Regions from separate parts of the Mus musculus genome. Here region 2 is linked to region 1. Evidence: chromatin loops called from intact Hi-C (ENCODE). Cell type or tissue: heart. All regions are shown on one strand. Links, peaks and the distances in the headings refer to the core of each region. The heading gives the core; the rest is flanking DNA.

Region 1 (5,742 bases), core at 1,216-3,715:
TTTAAAAGATTAAATATTTCAGTTTCCTTTTGCACCGTGCCCCAGAAGGGAAGCAGCAACTTAAACCTGAAGAAACAATACTCAGGAAGTGGCGCCTCACGCTCAGAAAGGTTTTCTAAAGGGAAGAGGTCTACAGCTCTCTTCACCAGGGAGAGGGAAGCAAGGGTCCTGACCTTCAAAGAACAAAAGAACAAAGTCTAAGGAAAGTCACATCACAAATGCCACAATAAAATTATTTTTCAATTCCCCAAAGCTCTGATTTATTTCGCTTAGGTAGATATTGTTTCCATCCATTCAATATTATAAATGTATCCATTCATAAATTCATTTAACTTCTCAAACTCAGAATAGTTTCCAAAGAGAAAAGACCATTTTGGATCGCTGGCTAAGGTGTTGTGTTTCGTTTTGTTCTGAAATTGGTCATTTTAATATATTTCCAAGTTTTCTGGTAAAATAGAGTGGTCTTTTCACTTAAAAACCTTTTAACCACAACTCACTGTATGTGTGAGGATAACTTAGACTCCCTTTTCATTCTAGAATATTCTATTCTCTATTCTTGTGGTGAGCTAAACACATCTCTACTTGACCAAGAAATATGTACCTGGGTCACACGAATTGTACCATTGCCTCTTAATCAACCCATTCGACCATTTCTGTGTGTCAATATCAAATTCACAAAACAAAACCTCTGATTAAATTCCTGTTGCCCTTGTGGGTCCAGAATTTGAGAAGATTTTCATATGATTTTTGATCACCTATTTAAGAAGACTGCTTCTCCCAAATATGAAACAAGAATTTGATGTTTCTATACCCATTCTTTTCTAATTTCTACTTTGTTAAATAACAGCAGTTTGGGGCTGGGAAAGTGATCAATAATTAAGACAAGTTCAGTTCTCAGCACCAGCCCTCATCTGCCTGTAGCTCCAGCTGTAAAGGAATCCACTGCCCTCCTATGCTCTCTAAAAACACTTGCATGCATGTTTACTCATGTCAAAACACATACAAATAATTAAGATAATTAGATTTATAGAGCTTAATAATTTAAAATCGTATTTGAAGTTTTTCCATTATGCTATATGATAATGAATGGCAATCAATGTACCTCTGGTGTGAAATTATGAGGTAATCAGTGTATCACTGTGCAGAATGATGATTCTTTTGCCAGGCGCAGAATGATTTACTTGTCAAGCAGTATAAAGAACATGACATCACACTTGGAGTCAATGCAATTCAGAGCAGCTATGAGAGGTGAGAGGTAATCGAGGGCTCTTCCTTGCCCCGATTCAAGGCTTTTCCTATTTCCACTTATTTTTAATTTGTTCTATTAGTTCTTTGAAAATTTTGTGCAAATGTCTAGAGTCTGGAATGGCCATCTTTTGAAGTCAAGCAAGATTTCCAGTGGTAGGACTGGATTGCATTTGGTTAAGTTGTTAGGCGAAGGGGTCCCATGGAGATGTCTAACAACCCAGACTGGAGCTAGGACAAAGAATCACTCTCTGAAAACTGACAATGGGACTCCACTGCTGAAGACACCATCTACACAGCTCACTGAACATAGAGAGGTTGAGTTGGTGCCTGCATTAAGCCTTTATTACTACTGTCTAGTGTCATTGGTATGTAAAGGGACTCTTCACATTAGGGAAAGAGAAACCTGGATACCAACCCAGTTATAAAACCCTCAATCTACAATTTGTCCTGCCAGCAAGATATATACTGGGGCAATGGTGATGCAGAATTTATTACAGTGGTCAACCGATGTCTGGTTTAACTTGAGGTCTATGCTTAGGGAGGGAGCCCATGCCTTAGACTGCCTGGATGGTCCAGAAGCTGGATGGCCCACAGACCTAACACAACTGGTTAAAAACAAACAAACAAACACAATGTAACGATTTCCAATGATGTTCTGCTATACTCATTGATCAGAGCCTTGTCCAGTCATCATCAGAAAGGCTTCCTGTGGCATGAGATAGGAGCAAGTACAGAGATCCACAGCCAGTAATTATGCAGAGTCTGAATCAGGAAATAGGAAATACTGTGGAAGAAGGGCAGGAGGGGGGAGATTCTAGGAGTCGGAAGGGATGGAGGACACAAAGAGAACATGACCCACTGCTTTGATTAAGCAGGGCTCATATGATCTCCCAGAGACTGAAACATCAAGCACAGGGCCCACCTGCGTCTGTGCCACATCCACTGTGTATATGTTATGGTTTCGAGCTTTTTCCTTTTTTTTTTAATTTTTGTGGAAATCCTAATAGTAAGAACATGGGTGTCTCACTCTATTGCCTGCTTTTGGGACTCTTTTCCTCCTATTGGAACCTTATCCAGCCTCCATATTAGGGCTTTTGCCTTGTCTTATTGTATTTTGTTTTGTCATGTTTGGTTGTTGTTTTTTTGGAGGCCCGCTCTTTTCTGAAAGGAAATAGAAGGTGAATGGAAGGTAGGTTGAGGGAGGCTGTAACTGGGGTTGAGATGTATTGTAGGAGAAAAGAATCTGTTTTCCATACAAAAAAAGAAAGGAAGGGAAGAGAGAGAGACAGGAGAGAGAGGAAGAGAGAGAGATTAGCTCCTTTAATATATGATGTTGGGAGAACTGGTTATCCATATGCAAAAGAATGAAGATGAGGCACCATGTTTGAAAATCAACACCAAATGGACTAGAGACTAAAATGTAAGCCCTGAAATCTTGATACTCCTGGAAAAACAACAATGGATAAGTGCATTATGACTTTAATCTGAAAGAGAACTTCTATTTCTTTCTCTTTTTTTTTTAGATTAAAAATCTCAGCAGCAGCAGCAACAAAATCAAAATAGGACAAATGAGATTATGTCAACCTAAAGAGATTTTTATGAAGCAAAGGAAACAATCAGCCAAGTGTGTAGACAAGCCACTCTGCAGAATAGAAAAAAAAAATATGTGCAGATGTATACTGCAAAGCTTCAGAATTGGCGTGACTAAGTCAGACACACAGGCATGCTCAGAAAGACTGAGGTTTGGTGAGCTGTGCTTGTTCCAATGCACCAACTATAAGAGCAACCTGGAAATGTAAAATTTATTTTACACATCTGTATCAAAAAATAAACATTTGCAGACTATAGATCTAAGAAGGGGATAATTAATATCCAGAATGTATAAATATCTGGAAAAAACTATAATAAGAAATAAGTGAAAATGAAAAGAAATTGTATTTTGACTATACTCACTAGCCTCTCCTAATTATTTCCATATCCACCCCATACTCAAATCCAGTTCATGCTCCTCATGTACTCTTAGTAAGTTGCCATCCACTGAAGCATGATCTACCTACGAAAGTCTAAGCTTTCAAATAAATCTGACTCTCCATCCCCCAAAATGCTATAACTCACTGATGTCTCCTCGTCTAGGGAGAAGACTTCATTCCTAACCCCCTCTCCATGGTAAGATATTGTCTGAGTTGAGCATTTGCAGGTTATGTGGATGCTCTCACAACCACTATGAGTTCATATGTTCAACTGCCCTGTTGGGTCCAGAAAAACCCATTTTGTTTTAGCCTCCACCACCTCTGGCTCCTATAATCTTTCCACCACAAGTCTTTCCACAATAGTCTCTGAACCGTGAGAGGGAGAAGTATAATATAGATGTTCCACTTAGTAGGATGGCACATTCCACAGTCTCTTATTCTCTGCACCTTGACCTATTGTGGATTTCTGTATTAATCTTCATTTGCTGCAAAATGAAGCTTCTCTGGTGAGCACCTGCTATATTTCTCCATGTTCTGTAACTCAAATACATACAGTCTTCAGCAATGAGGCCTTATTGTCAAGGTAAGTCTGAAGAACAACCAAGAACATTAGCAACAACTTATGAAATTGGGGAATCTAAGGGTTCACACTAGTCAACAGATCCCAAAGAAGTAAACCATTTCTGGCATTGGGATTTTTATTTGTTAATCTGTTCTGTTGAGAAAGGGCATTGTTGCCCTTCCATAGGGTACTCCCAATTTAGTTGTTTTTCCAATGTGGTTCTGTTTCTTCTTTCAAATCTTAAGCTTCCTTTGGAAAAATATTACTTGTTTAGTTAATAAAAGTACACGTTGAGATACCCAGGGGATGCTGGTGTGTAACTGTTCAGACTCTCACAAAAGAATATGATCTATCTCAGTACAGACATGAAGAGTCACTGATGGGTTAAATAGACATTCCTGTGTGGGAAAGGGTCAACTCGAGTATGGCCTCGGTTTTGGAACACACCTGATGTCAGTAGTTATTAAAGTTCTATGTCAACTTCACTTTAAGAAAAATAATTAACTACTTAAAAACAAAATAAACATAAAACCCCTCAGGGTTTTCTTCTATACAACTATACAATGCCCACATCTTATTTTCAATGTCCTTTCCTGGACTCACAGTTTTTAGGCTCAAGCATTTTTAGAGCTAGATTCATGCAAAGCAACCTCATACTCTCATTCACTCTGTCAAAAAGCCAATTTATTCATGTAAAACTGGAAGCATGCTTGGTCCAGGAGCTAGGCCAACTGTCAGCACATCCCTTCTGGTAGGTAGAACTACACAGGAAATCAAATTCCGGATCAGAAGGCTTCCTGAGGATTTTAGAAATAGAACAAAGGGGAAGATGTTATCAAGTCTTAGCAACCTGATCAACTTCCCTTCTCCAGTCTAAGGATAATTATGTCCACCTTCCCATTTTTAGGCACATCGTTTTGTTTAGTATGTCACAGCATGCAAAGGAAAGTAGGTTCAAAGGAAATAGAAGTCTGTCACCCATATAATATTACTTAATCTGAACCAATTAAGTGCAGCAGAAAACACTACAGGTCTCTCTTATTTCTAACATACACTCCTGTTAGGATTCTCATACTTTTTGAAGATTAGAGAATAGTTTTTTTAGCAATGATTATGCAAATTTGCTTCTGAAGTTGATTATGACATAATTTCAATGCTTCTGGCTTAATTTCAAAGACAGACATTTCCTTTGTCTCCATGCTCTGTGAGTTCATCCTGATTGGGAATTCCCAGAGATCTCACATCAGTCATGACATTCTTTCTACATAGAGGCTCATTTATATTTGACAGGCTAGTTATACTACATAACATGGCATATAAAACAAGTGATTAAATAAATGTATGTGCAATGGCATCAACAAAATTCCTTTGCTTGGGATCTTCTTTGATTATTTCATTGTGTTTGCCTTCTTAGAGTAAGACATCAAAGCACAGAAACACCTTCAGCTAGCAAGGGTATAATATTTTCTTTGGTGATTCACATGAAATGTCCCCCATAAACTCACATGTTTGGACAGCTGGGTCTTCAGCTGGTGGTGCTATTTGGGAAAAACAGAACCTTTAGGAGGAAGAGCCTTGTTGGTGCAAGTAAGCCTTGAGGTTTTTTTGTCTTGGCTCTATTTCCTGCTTGCTCTCAGCTCCTGAAGGTAAATCCAATGTAACCAGCCACCTTCTGGTCGGCCTGCCATGCCTTTACCAATTGAGTAGACTGTATGCCTTCTGGCTATATGCCAAAATAAACAAATAAACTCTTTCTTTAAGTTTCCACTTATCAGATGTTTGGTCACAATGGAGTCGAAAATTCTCTTTCCCTTTTCCTCTCTCTGACTTCCATTCTCACTTAGAATCCTATTCAAAGCTGAGAATCATGAATTCCCCACAGTATGTAGTTGGCACAGTGACCACAGAAGAAATCTCACCCTCTATTGGCAAGTTTTCTACCACTAAAGCTATTTTCACAGT
Region 2 (5,742 bases), core at 1,778-4,277, 110 kb before region 1:
TGGGACTGGATGGCTAATTGGACTTCCCATTCACAGCTGACTGTTCTTGGGTTCATTGGACAATAGACTTTGTCATCACAATAAATTCTCTCAATATACAGAGATATTTTATAAGTTCTATCATTCTAGAGAACCCTGACTAATGCATTCAGCAAGACAAAAATACTTCTCAGTGGGGATCTGCAGATACAATTTTTTTTCTTTTCCTATGGTCAAAATAACAAGATTCAACACACACACACACACAAAAAGAAAATAATACGAGCAAGATGGAAGAGAATATATAGACAAAGTTTAAGCCAAAGTTTTCTTTTGAACAATGAACTTTATTGTTTGATAGAAAATAAATTAATTTGCATGTGTCTATTACTCCTCATTTTGAAACACTTTGTAAGTCAATTAAGAAACTGACAAAACTCTCTCCTGAAAAGATTAAAGGAGGATTGTATTAGCACACCATTAATACATGCAGCAGGAACTAGAACTTGGTAAGCACTGCTCAAAGGCTGCATTCATGTTAATTCTGCCAGAAGGAAGCTAACAGAAAAAAAAAAATCAACCTTCTTTTCACTCCTCAAATAACAAAAAGAATGGAATCTTCATGTATCATACAGTGAAGTCTCCCATTAAAAATTGTGCTTCTGTAGAGCAGGAAAAAAAAAAGTTTTCCATTGCTTATTCGTGTGTGCTTCACAACTTACAATTTAATAAATAACGCTTGTCTCCGTGTCTACATATATAGTATAGGTATGTCATGTACACACATGAATTGTAGATGTGTATGCCTACACACATACACAGACTAGAAATGGACCTCAGGGTCCTGCTCTATCAGTCTCTGCCTTATTCCTTTGAGACAGTGTCTCTCACTGAACCTCGAGCAAATCTGGTCACCAGCAGCATTTTACATGCGTGTCAATCTCCAGCCCTAAGTTAACATTTGGTTCTTTAAATAGATCAAGAAGTCATGCTACATGTTGAGTACACACAGTATCTTTATAGTGCTTCATTTGACAGCCAGCTTGACCTATAAAATAGCAGGGGTGCCCTTAGCTCCAATTAGGCAGCCCTCAGGTCCACGTTCTCTTCACCCTTAACCCATGGTGGCTCTACCTTCTCCTCTCCTCATGTTCTCTTTCTTCCTCCTCTTCTCTGACTCCAAGCCTAAGCCTGGTAAACCTACCTACCTCTGCCCCTTCTGCCCAGCTACTGGCTATTATTAGCATCTTTATTTAACAAATACAATTAACTGTAGACAGAATCTATGTTCAGACTTTCTCTTCTCAGGTGCAATCAGTTTTGGGAGCCCAAATTACCATTAGAATACTACAAGCAGCATCAGGACAACCTACTGCATGCTAATGTAAACACAAGTATGTCATGGCAGCTGTCAACTTCTGGTGTCAGTTCCTACCTTCTACCTTCCTTGAAACAGGGTCTCCTTATTGTTCCTCTACACATGCCAGACTAGCTTACCCTCTACCTTCCTGGAATTTTCTTGTCTCCACTTCCCATACTCATAGGAATTATGAGATAATTGATACTTGAGTGACATTTGACTTTTATATGGGTTCTGGGCAGTCAAATTTAGATTCTCATACTTGATCCGAAACTACTTTTTCCCCCAGAATCATCTCTCCAACACTAAAAGTATCCTTTGTGTATCTCCTTTTTGCCTATGAAAGTATACATGTTCTTTCTAGTTCTTATGCTCTCTGACATGCCATGCTTCTTTGACTAATTGAAATATTTCATCCAAGTCCTTGAAATGTCTAGAAAAACAATTCGGAAACTAGCCACTACTATTTTAAAACTGAGCCATTCATTCTGCCCTGTGCCCTCAGGTATGATAGGTAGATACCAGCTTTTTAAAAACAATGGTGACTTACCTATCAGTCTACAACAAATGACTGAGCACTGATTCCCTGAATTGCTTACTCTTTAAGACACTTTGGTATTTCTTAGTTAAAACAATGCATTGAACATCTTAGGTAAATTTCCTCTCCTGCAAAATGCAAGCCAGCTAACAGACTTTTCATATCCTCAGGTGAATTCTACATAACTTTCTAGGTCTGCCCTCTCCCTGAACCTATTGATATTTGCCTTCACAAATGATGGTGATACTGAGATGTTTTCCTAAATTAATAAATCAAAATTTAAAAATACTTTAAAAACTTAATTCACTGATTATCTGTTCAAGTCACCATGCCACTGTAGCTGTGTTTCTTGTTTGACCAGTTAGTCAATCCCTCGTTGATCTATCCAGAATGAGTAGCCAGAAAGAACAAGCTTGCCTTAGTTACTAGAGCCTTTGATGTCAACAGGGAAGTCATCCTGAGAGAATGGGAATTAGACAGACTCCCTGGTAGGGAGAAAGATGAGAGCCCAGGGCTAGCGAATAAAGGTAGTAAGTTTCAAGGATAGACAGCTTCATCCTTATCTTCCTAACTTGAGACAAAAGCTGGCTTCTTAAATCAATGGTTTTGTAGAGTTTGTTTGAGTCTTCCATCAGCAGGCCCTATTGATGGACTATTTCAAAAAGTTTAAGGCCTGCTCAGAACATGTCACACAGCAGTTGTGGGATAATGAACCATCCTCGATTCCTTCAAACTGACCAACCCCAAGTTTGGGAGGAAGACCCTTCGGAAGCTTTAACCAGCAGCCCTTGAGAAGAGACTGGTGTTTTTGGCTTTCCAAGTCCTACCCCAACTCCTGTGCATTGCGGAGGGAATTTTTCTCTGTGTGTCTGGATGTGCATGTGTTCCTCATTCCAAATGAACAGAAATGCCTTTCTTCAACTGCAGGTTCTGTCTGCTGTGCTTGAGTTTTCTCTGCTGCTATCTGTTGCACTCTAGGTTTTTCCTGCCACTTAATTCCTTAACTGGCAGAGAAAATGAATCAAATCAAGACCCCTAGACTGCATCAATCTTCCACCACCTCTGGAGCCTAAATTACCACGGTCTTAAAGAAAAAGCAGTCCAGCCAACAGACTTATACAGCGTTGAATATTTGAAGGAACAAGTCAAAGAATTGAGGGAAATGACTGTTCTAATCTTAATGCTGCCTCCCCCACCCCCACCCACCATACCACCTATTTCAATTCTTTTTGGAAAGTTCTTTATCTTCTGTAGCTTGCCTCTGTCTCCCTCAGAACCACCCATCCCCACCATAATTGTACTTACTAGCGGCATAAACAAAGCCTTGGCATTTTAAGGGGAGATCCCCGGGGGCCTTCAGGAAGTTTATATTTCCCTGGAAATTCTGAAGCTCTTTAGCAGGACGCAGAAGAACAGCTGCTTCCTCCCAGGGACTTTTCATGTACTTTGATCCTGCCGGCAAAGTGCAGTCAGCTTCACCCACCCAGCCCAGGAAACGGGGAGTGCAGAGAGACTGTTCAGTTGGGAGGCTATGTTTCACCTTCTAAGGGGTTTGTAAATTAAGCTTGACCTTGGGACTCAATGGAACCTCAGTGGGACTGACTCCTGGTTCTTCTCCTCCTTCAGAAACAGCATTTATTCAGAAAGTTTTCAAAATTCACAAATTATTCCTCAACCAACCCTTTGTTCGGAAGCCAATTAAGTCAAGTATATTCTGTAAACAGAAAACCAAAACGTGTGCAGACTACATTTGAATTCAGAAAGGAGTCCCATGCTTTCCATTTACCATATACCCAGACCACCAAGATTTTCCACAAGTCCTGTTTCCCTAGCTAGGCCACCTTATCTGGTCAGTGGGAGAGGCTGCTCCTAGTCCAACAGTGACTTGATTTTCCAGGGGCTTGATGACACAGGGTAAGCCCCCCTTCTCAGAGTAGAAGGGGAGGGGGAAATTCAGAGAGGATCTATGTGAATGTTAGGGGGTACTAGGAAGAGGGGGGGCTAATATTGGGATACAAAGTGAATAAATAAATTAATTAGTTAATTAATTAATATTAGAAAAGAATTTTAAAAGAATTTCCACCTGCCAGTGTGACTTTATTCAAGAACCTCCTGTAATACCACAGTGTGACCTTCTCTTTTAAAGTGGGATGCTACAAGAGCACTTTAGTGGGTTCTTTTATTGATTAATTTGTCCCACAAGCACAAACCAAGTGCAGACAACCTTTTGGACACTGGTCACTTTTACCAAGCTAAATAATCGCATGCCTTAGAGGTCAGTGAACTATAGCCACCATCATCCATTATAAGTAAAGCCTTATTGGACACAGCCACACTCATTTGCATACACGTGTGAATATTTTGTCTGTCATCTAGTGGGAGCTTTTGTAGTTAATAGCAAAGCTCAAATGGAAATGCTGCAGGGTAGTTGTGAACTGAGAACATTCAGCCCAAAATATTTATGTAGTGTGTTTTTGTGAAATGAGTTCGCCAATCTCTGATCTAGCTCAGAGTTAGCACACCTTATCTAGCAGCCTGGGAGTCCCCCACTAACCTGGGGGAAGGCAGAGCCCTGCCCCTGGAGGTTCTGTTTTAGTCAGGAGTTGGAGGGGAGGATGAGAAGATGGAGTTTAAAAACCCTCTTCCATGTAAGCAAGTTGTACAAGTGCAGTGGACAAAGGCTGTTGCAGTCCTGAGTGTGAAGGGCATTCTCAGAGCCAGGCCCATGTGGGGCATGAGGGATGTTAGCGGGAACGTTTCAGTCGGTAGCTATCACTAGGGCTCAGAAGGTTTGGACTGAGAGACACATGTAGAGTTCATTCCAGATAATAGAGAAAACAAGGTGGAGAGTGATAGGTTATTTCTCTGCTGATAGTGAATGAGCCAATTTAAGACAGATTAGATTGTATTAAAGGCAGGTTTATTGGGAAGCAGCTCTTCAGTGGGCAAATTCACTGGCCTCAAAGACCAAGGTGAAGGAAGTCACCATGGAGAAAGGAGGGGTAAGGGGAAGAGAGAGAATGAGAGAAAAGAGTGTGCATGCAGAGAGAGAAGATGGGGAGGAGGAGGAGGAGAAGGAGGAGGAAGAAAAGAACAGGAAGAAGAGGAAAAGAGGAGGAGGAGGAGGAAAAAGAAAGGAGAGCAAAATGTCTGGATTATATAGGGAGAAGCCTCTAGAGGAAAGGTAGCTCAGCCCCTGGGCTGGAAAGTTCAGGGTTCTGGGCACAGTGTGTCAGGTAGGGACTGAGGGATGCTGGGAGAACCAGGAGGCCAGGCCTGCCTTGGCATGTACAACAGGCACCTCAGTCCCTGTACCATAAGGTCTGAAATCAGCCTTTAGTTGATTATAAATGGATGAGGGTAGTGTCATCTTCCTGCTGACATTGAGGCGCAGTTTTGAAGCGTGGACAAAAGGCTGGAATGTCCTACGTCTGTGAAGAGCTGGTTATTTCACTGCTGTCCAGGTGGTGGGACCATCTTGGGGTAGACTGTACAGCAGGTGAAACAGTCTGTGAGGGTGGCCAGAGCACCTGTGGAGAACAGTTTTGGAGCTTTCCTGGATGCAGATTCTGAGAGAACCCGGTGGCTCTTTGGGGTAGAAGATACAGTTTAGCGAGAAAAATGTTTTGTGGGGTGTACATTTGAAACTCTTAGGCCCATGGTCTTTGTAGTTGGATGGGGGGGGGGGTTTCCTAAGACCAAGGAAAGGGGAGTAGATCGTCTTCTCAAGAGCAGGCAGGTGGGAGGAGCAAACAGGCTGTTAATTGACAGTCCTTATTTTGAGGCCATTTGACTAGGGAAGGCAGATTTGAATGGATTCCCTGAAGCTTCCTATCTAAAGGACAAATCCACCATAATTTCATTT

Evidence for each region. A loop is a pair of places that touch in the nucleus more often than their neighbours do. Peaks named below come from ENCODE experiments on the same cell type or tissue, not always from the same donor. Only the 100,000 strongest peaks of a DNase experiment are listed, where the experiment ranks them.
Region 2: it touches region 1 in a loop (2.1-fold over the local background); 4 of 42 quality-filtered maps call a loop at or near these places.

Annotation. Positions count from the first base shown.
Region 1 is chr3:21,639,768-21,645,509 of GRCm38, forward strand. No RefSeq gene overlaps it. Among named protein-coding and RNA genes, the nearest start is that of Gm31693, 60 kb to the right of the region's middle. In heart, for the core only: no CTCF peak of the experiment used is centred there; no DNase peak of the experiment used is centred there.
Region 2 is chr3:21,527,796-21,533,537 of GRCm38, forward strand. No RefSeq gene overlaps it. Among named protein-coding and RNA genes, the nearest start is that of Gm31610, 41 kb to the left of the region's middle. In heart, for the core only: no CTCF peak of the experiment used is centred there; a DNase peak (open chromatin) is centred at 3,306.